3 separate regions of the Homo sapiens genome follow, and regions 2 and 3 are each linked to region 1. Evidence: chromatin contacts called from ENCODE Hi-C or POLR2A ChIA-PET data. All regions are on one chromosome and are shown on one strand. The core of a region is the stretch at or near the end of the contact, and the rest is flanking DNA. Distances in the headings are between cores, read along the strand shown. Region 1 holds the start of ZNF516-AS1 (ZNF516 antisense RNA 1). Region 2 holds the start of CYB5A (cytochrome b5 type A). Region 3 holds the start of NFATC1 (nuclear factor of activated T cells 1).

Region 1 (3,993 bases), core at 1,100-3,599:
TTCCCCATTTGGTAAGACTGAAAACCATCTGTTGGAGTATACCTCATTTCAAAGTATTCTTTACAGAAGTCTCCTTTCCTTTTTCACATACGTTGCTAAACTTAATCACATCAAATGCTTCACTTATAAAACTCAAATATCTCCTTGCAGGGGGAAGTTAGGTAAATGGAATTAAAAGTTTCATTTATGAAAGTGGAGACAAAGTGCTTTTCACATTGTGACCTGTTTTCAAAGACCTCTCTCATTCCCTTCAGTCAATTTTGGTCTCTGGGACAACATCTTACAAAAAAAAAAAAAAAAAAAAAGTTAGAAATGTAGGACTTCAGGGTTCCAGGAAAAATAAAATCTCTAAATTAGTAGACTCTGAAGGTTGTTTACAGATAACAATGGGAAAACATTGGTGAGGTAAACTATTCTCAGGGTGTCAACAATTCATAGCAGACACATTTCTCAAAGTTAAAGTTCTTGATCTAGTGTATTTCAGGATATTAAGCCATCTGGAAAGATTATTCTAATAAACAAAAGCTTTCAGAAATAAAAATAGGCATAACTCCCATCTCTCTGCATTGTTGAAAGCTGTACCTACTAAACCTGCTATTTTGGTGTTGTGTTTCATTCTAGCGAGGCATCCCCATTCCTCTTGGTTAGTTTTATTACAGATCCACCGGGATTATTATTTTTTTAGAAGGTTAATGCGCTCTGGTGTTTCAGTATATTCAAATTAGCAAATGTTAAGAAAACAAAGCCCTACTAATGAATTAAGAAAAACATTAGACATGCTTGTGCCTTAACACACCAAAATTCAAATTCAATTACCAAAATATTTGTGAGTCTTACACAGAATTCAGTTCATCCCAGAGCCCATTCAAGATGGCCATGGGGGTCACTCCTGTGAAATTAAAGACGTCCTCCTACAAGTAACCCAACTCTCAAACCCCTGACACCACGGCAGGCTCCTACGCAACTTCACTCTCCAATTTTACTAAGGGGGGGCGAGGGGTTCTCAGACCCATGCACAATAGTGGTATGTGGCATATTTAATTCTGGCTGGTCTGTGTAAATATAAATAACAGTTACCTGACGACATAATCAAAGAATGCAAGTGAAAATGAAGCTGGAACAAATGATAAAATGAGCTCTTTTTATTTTACACGGCAGTAGCCAGTATCCTATCAAATAACATGCATGCCTAGCTCTTTTAAGTAACACATCCCTAAACCAAAATACTTCAATCATATTAATAAGGTGGTTTTTAAAATAAGCTGGAAAAGCTCCTTTTGGGAGGCTAGCCACCGTTGCATCTACTCGGGTCATTTTCTTTAATAGTATTTACTCCATAGCCCCATGGTGAACGTACATCACTCAGCTTTTAAATTACCTTCAATCAAGATTCGAAACTGCATGGCAGGCTGACGGGGGCAATGCCTTTCTGCTGTATGTGTAAGTAGGATCCCCACTAAAGTTCCTTTTGTGACTTGCTGGTTAAGTCACACGACGAGCGGACCGGAGGGTCCGAGGGCTCCGTCCTTTGTTACGCAGGGGACACCCCTGGAAGGCCAGCCCAACGCCCACGGGCACATCTGGGCTTTTCCAGGCAGTCCACAGAGCCATCCCCGGCCTCTTTACCGCGGAGACACTGTGAGGTCACACACGCAGAACACAAAACCCCCACGCAGCAGCCCCTCGCGAGGCGCCCCAAGCCCGGGTGCCCACCGCCAACTCCCACCCCAAATCCGCTCGCGGGCGCAGGACCGGTTCAGGTGTGAACACTTATGTAATCGTCCTCGGGGCCACGCCTTTCCCACCGCCCCACCTCCGCCAGAACAAAGTGAAGTTTAAAATAGAAACCAATTACCTGGGCTCCGCCGCGCCTCGGCCCCCGGAGCCCGGTCCACGCCGCCGCGCGGACCCCCGCCTGCCCCGGCCCGGAGCCCCGCGCAGACCCCAGTTCCGGACCGGACCCGCCCCCCTCCCCGGCCCCGGCCCCGGCCCCGGCCCTCCACAGCCCCATCCGCTCGCTCCCCCCAACCCCGCGGCCTGCCCTTCCCCCCGCAGCCCCCTCTCTCCTCCTCCGGGCCTCGCTCCCGCCCCCGCCGGCTCCCCCCGCCCGCCCCGCCCGCCCCCGCCCCCCGGCCCGCACAGACCCCCGCCTTTGTTATGGTGCGAAGTTGGGCTGTGGGTCCGTCTCTTTCACTTCTTGGGTTACAGTGCAGGCGTGTGACGTCCGCTCCACATGACGGGGGCGGGGGGCGGGGGGCGGGCGCCGGGGGGCGGGGGCGGCGGGCCAGGCCCTCCCCGTGCTTCTCCGCCCCTTCCCGCCCCGCCCACGGCCCTCCTCCTGGCAGCCCAGCAACAAGCGGCCACCGCCCCCACCCCGGGGCGGGCAGGTGAGTCCCCCCCCGACCCGCCCCCAGCCCAGAGGGCCGCCCTGCGCTCTCGCCCCCGGCCCCTGGCCGCGCGTGCCCCAGGTCCCCCAGTAGCGCCCCAGCGCCGCTGCTGCTCAGACACACCGAAATAGGAATGATTTAATCCAACGACACCTCCCAGGGCTGCCCAGTCCCGGTTCCGCCGGCTCCTGAGATTGGGGAGGGGCAGAATTGGGTGGAACTCGGGCTGGGGGGCGGAAATGGCCCGAGTGGGAGGGAAGGCGCGGAGTCGGACGCTACCTTGTAACCGAGTTAGATTTCTGCAGAAGAGGAGGACGAAGGTCGCCCACGGACCCTCGGGTGACCTCGGTGCGGCCTGGTGGCCGGGCACACCCGCGCATGGACGAGGTCCCTCCCAGGGGTCTCCCTGCAGGGGTCTCCGGGGAGGTAGTGGGCACGTGGGTCCTTAACCTCTCCATTGCATCATCCCCATCCCGGTGGGTACAGAAGCGCAGCAACCCCGCGGTGCTCCCGGAAGACACCGCGTCTCCAACATTTACACGGAGATGCTGCTCGGCTCAGGTCGGGTCCGTACGCTTCCCGAGGTGCGTACTACGCGAGCCACACACATCACTACCGATATTCCTGAGAAAGTCGGTGCCACAGTAAGTCAGCTGCAAGCGTGGGGTGGCCGGTGACGCGCTGTGCCCGTGAATACGCCCATTGTGCGGGTCAGACGCAGCCAGGGCGCAGCGTTCAGGAGGCGGGTGGGCAGCCGAACTTTCACTGGCCACGAGCGCTTCACCTTCTAGAATTTGCCAGGGACTAGGCATCAACTCCCAGTGAGAAAATCACATGTGAAGTTGGAAGACACATGCTGCCCTTCACTTTTCTACGGAGTTCACATCAGTTTCAGCAATCCGCGTTCTCAGTTCGCTTTGCCCGGGCGAGTGGGTTCCATCATCACCTGAACCAAAAACGCACCAGGGCGCGCGTGCCCAGGCACCAAGGCCAGAGAAACCGCACGTTTCGAGTCCCCAGTTGCTGAGAAACAATCACAGCCCTCCTCTTTTCTCCCCCTTCTGCAGGTTCCGACCTGAATCTGAAAGTGCTTCTAAACCCCATGCTTCACAGAACGTTCGGAGGGGGAGGCGCTCCGTGGGGGCTGCTGCGTGCCCATGTAGCCGAACTGACTCGAATAAAAGCGTGTCCACGTCTACATCACACATCTGTGTAAATGCAGAAGCCTGCGGATGCGCGGGGCTGGCCAGACTTCACAGTGTGCAGACACATGGGCTCATGCACGCGCACGCGCGCGCTCACACACACACCCCAAATTACCTCCGGGATGGAGAAAGCCGCTGCGGATTGGCCAGCAGAGCCGTCACTCACGCCCAGGGGGCAGGGAGACTTCGCAAAGCTGTTTCCTTTTTTTTTTTTCCTCCTCTCCTCCCTACCGTTTCATTTAATGGTAAAACAACAGCAGAGCTCTGAAAGTTAGCCATCTGCGCAGAGTTTGCCTTCTTTAAGGAGGGAGGCGTCAGACGATATCCATTTAAATATATTTTGTACTTCCACAAAGGATGGAAAGGGAAATTCACGAAGGGAGTGGAGGCGGAAAGGGAGC
Region 2 (3,896 bases), core at 365-2,864, 2.2 Mb before region 1:
ATTCTCCTGTCTCAGCCTCCCGAGTAGCTGGGACTACAGGCGTGCCCCGCCAGGCCTGGCTAATTTTGGTATTTTGGTTAGAGATGGGGTTTCGCCATGTTGGTCAAGCTGGTCTCGAACTCCTAGACTCAAGTGATCCACCCGCCTCAGCCTCCCAAAGTGCTGGGATTACATGTGTGAGCCACCGTGCTTGGCCCAGCCTCATTTTTTAAAACAGGCCTTTTGATTTTAACATTTTCTGCAAAAACAAAGTCCTCTGATATAAACTGTGATCCAGCTCAGACCAGGCATCTATTTTTGTCCCCTGCTCCCCGACTATGTAAAAAATTCCCATCACTAAACCTTCTCATTATTGGGAGGGGGCGTGAGCATGCGTTAAGATTTATGATTGAGACTCCCCCAAAAGTAGTAAAACACTTCCAGAGGATCTAAGACAATCACCAAAAGCGCCCCTTAGCGTGTGCGGCAAAAATTATAACCGAATGCAAAGAATCTTATCAAAGGAATGTCTTCAAGTTAACCAACGTTTCCTATTACACCTTCCAAAGCTGTTAGGGGCGAGTCCCACGCAGAACGTCCGCTGCTCTGCCTGGCCTCTGTGTTCTTGCTCCAGCCACACACCGCGGTCTCAGGAGTCAAGCACGGCACCTGGCTGCCAAGGCGTGACTGGAAAAGGTTAATTAACACCGAGCCTCTTCCAGGTGAACGCGAACGCGAGTGGGTGTGGACCGCAAGGTCGGCCAGTGGCTGCCGCGGGAAGCGCAGGCCCGGACCACACCCGACCTCCGCACTTGGGGTCCCCTCCGGCGGGATCCGCAGCTCTCGGGGTGGGTGGTCTCCAGCCGGCCACTGCGGGAATGCCGCCGGTCCTGGAAGGACACCCTTCTATTCAAACTCAAGGGAGAAAGGGATCATTTAAATCCCCCGCATGGCTGCGCGCTATCCCCGGAAGGCTGCTCCAGCACCACCTAGCGAGGATGCCGCCGCGCAGGGCGCTCCCAGGTGTGCACGCGCAGGTGTACGGATTCGGGGAGCGCTCCCAGGTGTACACGCGCAGGTGTGCGGACTCAGGGAGCGCTCCCCAGGTGTGCACGCGCAGGTGTGCGGACTCGAGGAGAGCGCCCAGGTGTACACTAGCAGGTGTGCGGACTCGGGGAGCGCTCCCAGGTGTGAGCGCGCAGGTGTGCGGACTTGGGGCGGTGGGGGGCGCCCAGGCTTGCACGCGCAGGTGTGCGGACTCGGAAGCGCGCCCAGGCGTACACGCGCAGGTGAGCGAACTCGGGGGGCGCGCCTAGGCGTAGGTATGCGGACTCCGGGCCGCGAAAGACAGGTCATGCCAGTGAACCCCCAAACCCGGCCCACGCTCCCTGCGCCCCAAGCCGCTCATCCCCAACTCACCTCTTCCAGAAATTTGGTCAAATCGTACACCTTGTGGTGCAGGATCAGCCAGGTGCTCTTGCTGTGGTTGTGCTTCTGAATCTCCTCTAGGGTGTAGTACTTCACGGCCTCGTCCGACTGCTCTGCCATCTCGGTTCGCCGCGAGCCAGGCCCAGCACACACAGCCCCGTCGGGTGGAGCAGAGCGCGCGACTCAGCCAGCTCCACCCGGGACATTCCCCGCGCCGGGAACCCCACTGGGGGCTGGGCGGCCGGCTCAGGGGCGGGGCGCAGTAGAAGGGCCTCCGACGGTTGGCCATCATCCTTGTCACTCAAAAGTCCCCGCCTTCGGTCGACCCCCTCCGCCTGCCCAAGCGTGGTCCCGCCCAGTATGCGGGTGTTAATTGGCTGCCGGAGGTGCCCTTCACAATCTCCCGGCTGCCGCAGCGCGCGGAGAGCGTGACAGGACTCCACGGAGTCTGCGCGGAAGGGCGGGACTAACTGTGGCGAGGGCTGAGGTGGGAGGTCGGGGGCGTCCCCGCGGGTTAAGCGTGCGAGAGAGCGAGGTGCACCAGCGGGCATGGATGGCCTGTGCAGAGTCCAGTCTTGTGAGGGCGGCGAACTAGGCAGCGAATCGCGGGAGTTTCCTATTGGCAGCAGTCCGAGTCCCAGACGTTAATTTGTAACAAAAGTAGCGATGGCCAAGCCCATAAAGGGGGCATCTCGGAAAGCCGTTCGCATGCACGGAAGAGATGAAAGCCCCGTGCGCGCTAGAAAACGGTTTCGCAACTCACTTCGGGAAGCAAATGCGCTGCCCCCCAAAACATAAAGTTGGCGAACTGTGCCTGACCCCGCTGGGGTTTTGGAATGCCTCGTCCTCACAGGAAAAAAATCCAGGGAAATCATCTTTTCCTTAAAAAGCAAAAGTGTCCAAATTATTTCTGTGACTGAAGTAGTTTGTCTGCGGTTGGCCAGTGACATGGCAAGGCCTTGTTTGTGCATTTAAGGTAAATCAGATTCTCTTCTAGGAGTCTGGAAGAGAACTTCCCCAAAGGGCACCCTCTTTCCCTTCTGACACAGAGGAAATACCACATATAAAGAGCTACAAATGTTTGAAGGAGAAAAAAAATAAAGAAAAATTCCAGCATGTTAAAATTTGATATTTTATGTAGGCCCTTTTCAGCAATGGTAGTTAATTCCAAAAAGAACCACACGAGAGGTTTCACATGTGGGGTCATCCATCCTTCCAGGGATGCAGAAGGTTCCTACACATACTAGGTGTCTGATGAATGTGAGCTCCCTTCCCCCTGCTTACCTCCTCCATAGGAATGCATGCCTATCCAGAAAAACACAAAACACACGCATGTCAGGCCTCTGAGCCCAAGCCTGCACATATACATCCAGATGGCCTGAAGCAACTGAAGAATCACAAAAGAAGTGAAAATGCTGAAGCAACTGAAGAATCACAAAAGAAGTGAAAATGGCCGGTTCCTGCCTTAACTGATAAGACAGTCACCTGTCCTCCTGCTCTTTGCTCTGTGAGAAAGATCCACCTACAACCTCGGGTCCTCAGACCAACCAGCTCCAGGAACATCTCACCAATTTTAAATTGGGTAAGCAGCTTCTTTTTACTCTCTTCTCCAACCTCTCTCACTATCTCTCAACCTCTTTCTCCTTTCAATTTTGGCACCACCCTTCAATCTATCCCTTCCCTTAATTTCAGTTCCTTTCCTTTTCTGATAGAGACAGAGGAGATGTGTTTTATCCGTGAACCCAAAACTCCGGCACTGGTCACGGACTCGAGAAGACAGTCTTCCCTTGGTGTTTAATCACTGCAGGGATGCCTGCCTGATTATTCACCCACATTTCAGAGGTGTCTGATCACCACAGGGACACCTGCCTTGATCCTTCACCTTGGTGTCAAGTACCGACCCCCCCTGTGTCTCTGCCCTCTCTTTTCTCTGGGCTTGCCTCCTTCACTATGGGCAACCTTCCACCCTCCATTCCTCCTTCTTCTCCCTTAGCCTGTGTTCTCAAGAACTTAAAACCTCTTCAACTCTCGCCTGACCTAAAACCTAAACACCTTATTTTCTTCTGCAATACCACCTGACCCCAATACAAACTTGACAGTGGTTCCAAATAGCCAGAAAATGGCACTTTCAATTTCTCCACCCTACAAGATCTAGATAATTCTTGTCGTAAAATGGGCAAATGGTCTGAGGTTCCTGACATCCAGGCATTCTTCTACACATCAGTCCCGCCCTAGTCTCTGCTCCCAATGCGACTCATCCCAAATCTTTCTTCTTTCTCTCCTGTGTGTTCCTTCGGTCTCCACCCCAAGCTCTGAGTACTTTGAATCCTCCTTTTCTGTGGAGCCATCTGACCTCTCCCCTGCTCGCCGGGCTGAGCCAGGTCCCAATTCTTCCGCAGCCTCTGTTCCCCCACTCTATAATCCTTCTATCACTTCCCCTCCTCACACCTAGTCCGGCTTATGGTTTTGTTCCTTGACTAGCCCTACCC
Region 3 (3,918 bases), core at 1,393-3,892, 2.9 Mb after region 1:
CCCCACGCGGCACCGCGTGTGCCGAGCGCCCCTGAGGATGGAAAGCCCCACGCGGGGCAGGTGGCACCCACCCTCCGAAGACGGGACGGGATGGAGCGTTGAGCTTCGGGGCAGCTCCGGCCCGGCCCGCGCTGGAGACGCCCGCATCTGCCAGGATGGCGTCTCATAGCCCTGGTGCTCACACATGACGCCAGGAAGCCCCAGCAACAGTGACCGCCCAGGCTCTAGAAAATATTGGACGGGGTGGATGAACACCCAAGTGCGCTCCAGGAGAAGGGATTTGGCACCCCAAGGGGCTTTTAAAACGGTAAGCTTCTAGGGGTGTCTTTGCCCCCAATAATCCATAGAAACAACAGTCATCTAAAAATAGTCTTGTTTTCTGTCCTAAGCTCCTTTTAACTTTGTTAGTCATCACCAATCCTAAAATAAAACCCGTGTAACGTCTCCCCTAGTAGCGGCTATAAACAAACCTACGAGGAGGCAGGAGGAAGAGGAAAGGGGCGCAGGGCGCTCGGGGAGCAGAGCCGGGGGCCCGCGGTGGCCGCAGAGGCCGGGCCGGGGCGCAGAGGCCGGGCGAGCTGGCCGCGCTCTGGGCCGCCGCCTCCGGAACTCCCTGCGCCTGGCGCGCGGCCACCGTGGTCCCGGCAACGGCATTAAACAGAGGGAAACAGACCCGGGATTCCGTCACCCGGGCGGGGGGATAAGGACGGCTTTGAGAGCAGACAGGAAAAGGGAGCTTTTCTGCATGGGGTGAAAAAATTATTTATTGAAGGAGGAGGAGGCGGCAGCGGAGGAAGGGGAGGGGCGGGAGGAGGAGGAAGAGCCGGCCGCCCCCGCCCCGGCCCCGGCTCCTCAGGAGCCAAGGGCAGCCTCGCCAGGTCGGTCCCGGGCTCGAGGACCGCGGCTGGGGTCGAGGGGCTCAGTCTCCCACGTGACCGGCTGGGCGCGCCCCGCCAGACCCGGCCTCGGGATTCCCTCCTCCCGGCGAGTCTCCGCCCGCCCCGTCCTGGAGGTGGGGAGAAGGAGGGCGGGGCGGGGGGGACGGAAACTCTCCCCGCCAAATCCTGGCCCCAGGCCTGGGGACACTCGCGGCGGGAAGATTTGGAGGGGAGGGGAGGGGGAGGGGCGTGGGGGCGCGGCCTCGCTGGAGTCCCCCTGACCCCCCGACCCCCGCCCACCGGCCTGGGCGTCCTCCCGCGGCCCCTCCTCCCCTCCCGGCGCCCGGTGCTCTGGGGCGCGTGCCACGCCTGGCTCGGCGCCGTAGGGGCCCCCGCAGGTAGAGACCCCTGGAAATGGCCTCGACGCCGCAGGAGCGAGGCGGCCACCACCCCGCTAATCCGGGCACGTCTCTCCAGGCCGAGGCCTGCGGTGGAAAAGCCGGGGTTCCATTTGTGCTGAGTCGGGGCGGCCGAATGGAGCCAGGCCTCGGGACGCGGGACGGACGGGCTCTGGCCGCGCACCTTCGCGGGCTCTGCAGCGCCCGACCGCCTCCCCCGGCAGGGAGGAGGCGCTTGTGGGGGGCACCCACGGGGCACAGTGATCCCTGGGGGTCTGCGGACCTCCTGGGCCCCGCAGCAGACACGAGTTTAGCCTTTGGGTTTAGTTTAAATCACATAAGGGTGTCGTGCAATCGATTTATGGTTTCTACACACCAGACACTTTAACCTCCAACCCCCCCCATCCAAAGCCAACAAGAAAATGCGGTGCCGTGTTGGCAGCTGAGCTGCGCCCGAAGAGACGCAGGGAGACGTAAGAGAGGAAAGTGTGAGTGGCCGGGGGGCCTCCCCCCGTCAGAAGTCGCGCAGTCGCGCCCATAAAACGCCCCCTCCGGGCGGCTAGGGCAGGTGAGCGCGTCCCCGGGCCTCCCCACGCCGGCCCCTGCCACAGGCCGTCTAGGTCGAGCAGATATTTACAGAATAAAAATGACAATAACTCGACGTCCCGGGACGGCCACGCAATCTGTTAGTAATTTAGCGGGATGGGAATTTCCTTTCTAGGGCCTGCCAGTGAAGCGCTTTTCCAAATTTCCACAGCGGGGGAAGCCTGCGATTTTACATAATGACTTCAGCATGCCGGGCTTTCTCGACACCCCTCCCCGGCCCCCGGCCCCCGCCCCCCGCCCCTTTTCCAGCAGGGCCGGGCTCCCTCCGGACACCCGCGTGGACTCAGGCGTCCCGTCTGGCCCGTTCGCCCCCGTTTCCCCCGCCAGCCCCAGCGCCCCCCTGCCCGGCCCCCGGATTCCCCGTTCCCGCCCCTACGCCCCCATCCCCTCCCCGTGCGCCCCTCCCCGTGCGCCCCCCTCCCCGTGCGCCCCCCCTCCCCGTGCGCCCCCCTCCCCGTGCGCCCCCCCTCCCCGGGCGCCCCCCTCCCCGGGCGCCCCCCCTCCCCGTGCGCCCCCCCCTCCCCGTGCGCCCCCCCTCCCCGTGCGCGCCCCGCCTCTTGCGCCCCTGCCCCCAGGCGAGCGGCTGCCGCGGCGCGGGGAGGGGCGGGCGCTCGGCGACTCGTCCCCGGGGCCCCGCGCGGGCCCGGGCAGCAGGGGCGTGATGTCACGGCAGGGAGGGGGCGCGGGAGCCGCCGGGCCGGCGGGGAGGCGGGGGAGGTGTTTTCCAGCTTTAAAAAGGCAGGAGGCAGAGCGCGGCCCTGCGTCAGAGCGAGACTCAGAGGCTCCGAACTCGCCGGCGGAGTCGCCGCGCCAGATCCCAGCAGCAGGGCGCGGGCACCGGGGCGCGGGCAGGGCTCGGAGCCACCGCGCAGGTCCTAGGGCCGCGGCCGGGCCCCGCCACGCGCGCACACGCCCCTCGATGACTTTCCTCCGGGGCGCGCGGCGCTGAGCCCGGGGCGAGGGCTGTCTTCCCGGAGACCCGACCCCGGCAGCGCGGGGCGGCCGCTTCTCCTGTGCCTCCGCCCGCCGCTCCACTCCCCGCCGCCGCCGCGCGGATGCCAAGCACCAGCTTTCCAGTCCCTTCCAAGTTTCCACTTGGCCCTGCGGCTGCGGTCTTCGGGAGAGGAGAAACTTTGGGGCCCGCGCCGCGCGCCGGCGGCACCATGAAGTCAGCGGAGGAAGGTAAGCCCCGCGCGGCCTCCGCCCCCGGACCCCTGCGCCCCCCACGGCCCGGGCCGCGCCCCCCGACCCCGCCCCCGTCGCCCGCACGGAGGGGTCCGGGCCAGAGAACGAGGTCGGCCGGGTCTGTGCGCCCAGGGAGGGGCGCGGCGCGGACCGGGAACGGCGTCCCCCAGCTCCCAGCAGCCCGGTTCCGAGCGCGCCTTCTGCCAATAGGTGTCTCCTCTGCCCCAGCGCTGAGGGCGCGAGGCGAGGCCGCCGCGGGTCCCGCCGAGGAAGCGGCTCGCAGGCCGGCGATTTGGGGACGGGCGAGGCTGGGCCGTCAGGACCACAGAGGGCACGTGGGAGGGAGGAAGGGAGGCTTCCTTGGGAGTGAAGGATGCCCCGTGTCTTCCTGAGCGAGGCAGAGCCACCCTCTGGCGCCAAGATCGCGGTTTGGGGGTTCTGCGCCCCCCACCCCCACCCCGAGCTCGTGGCGGCGTCTCCCTCGCGCCGCGCCCCTGAATTCCCCAGGGCCGAGCCCGTCACGCCGGCTCCTGGACCTGCAGGACCAAAAGATCCAAAGCGCGGCCGCAGCACAGCCCCGAATTTAAGCCATTTTGAAATCCTATAGGCAGGAGTTCCAGCCAGAGAAGATGTTTCAGGCAAGTTTGAAAAGGAACCGCCAAGTTTCGAGCTGCTTCTTTATAGTGAAAAAAAGATGGCACAGTGTGGGTCCCTGAAACCCGGTGTGGGGGGCGCTGAGACCCCCCTGCGGCGCATCTCACATTCCAGTCCCCCACCTTAGCCCGTCCCCGGCACACACCCCTGGCGATGCCGGGTGGGCTCCTGCAAGTGGCTTTGAAAATACCCTTGCA

The links. A loop is a pair of places that touch in the nucleus more often than their neighbours do. ChIA-PET counts read pairs that join two places held with the same protein, here RNA polymerase II (POLR2A). Pooled maps may share reads with other maps.
Region 2: a loop to region 1 is called in a map of naive thymus-derived CD4-positive, alpha-beta T cell, with 4 times the contacts of the local background. The contact joins the promoter of CYB5A here to the promoter of ZNF516-AS1 in region 1. A Hi-C loop is called at or near these places in 2 of 168 maps with a recorded cell type or tissue (B cell and naive thymus-derived CD4-positive, alpha-beta T cell) and 12 of 50 pooled maps. POLR2A ChIA-PET finds 5 or more read pairs at or near these places in 1 of 52 experiments (T-cell).
Region 3: a pooled map shows a loop between it and region 1 (7-fold over the local background). The contact joins the promoter of NFATC1 here to the promoter of ZNF516-AS1 in region 1. A Hi-C loop is called at or near these places in 2 of 37 single-sample maps with no recorded cell type and 9 of 50 pooled maps.

What each region holds. Positions count from the first base shown.
Region 1 is chr18:76,489,303-76,493,295 of GRCh38, forward strand. It overlaps ZNF516-AS1 (ZNF516 antisense RNA 1), which reads left to right and starts at 2,350. Exons shown (of 2, transcript NR_136504.1): 1 at 2,350-2,387; 2 at 3,455-3,993. The region is part of intron 1 of ZNF516 (zinc finger protein 516); the gene reads right to left. RefSeq lists a silencer at 2,252-2,341 and enhancers at 3,002-3,051, 3,732-3,871.
Region 2 is chr18:74,290,349-74,294,244 of GRCh38, forward strand. It overlaps CYB5A (cytochrome b5 type A), which reads right to left and starts at 1,615. Exons shown (of 5, transcript NM_148923.4): 1 at 1,399-1,615. The coding sequence starts at 1,527. RefSeq lists enhancers at 194-801, 1,407-1,576, 1,656-1,825, 2,115-2,174, 2,534-2,703.
Region 3 is chr18:79,393,288-79,397,205 of GRCh38, forward strand. NFATC1 (nuclear factor of activated T cells 1) reads left to right here and starts at 2,643. Exons shown (of 10, transcript NM_001278669.2): 1 at 2,643-3,064. The coding sequence starts at 2,938. RefSeq lists enhancers at 1-44, 45-569, 1,274-1,393, 3,035-3,582 and silencers at 764-1,053, 2,479-2,878, 3,239-3,338.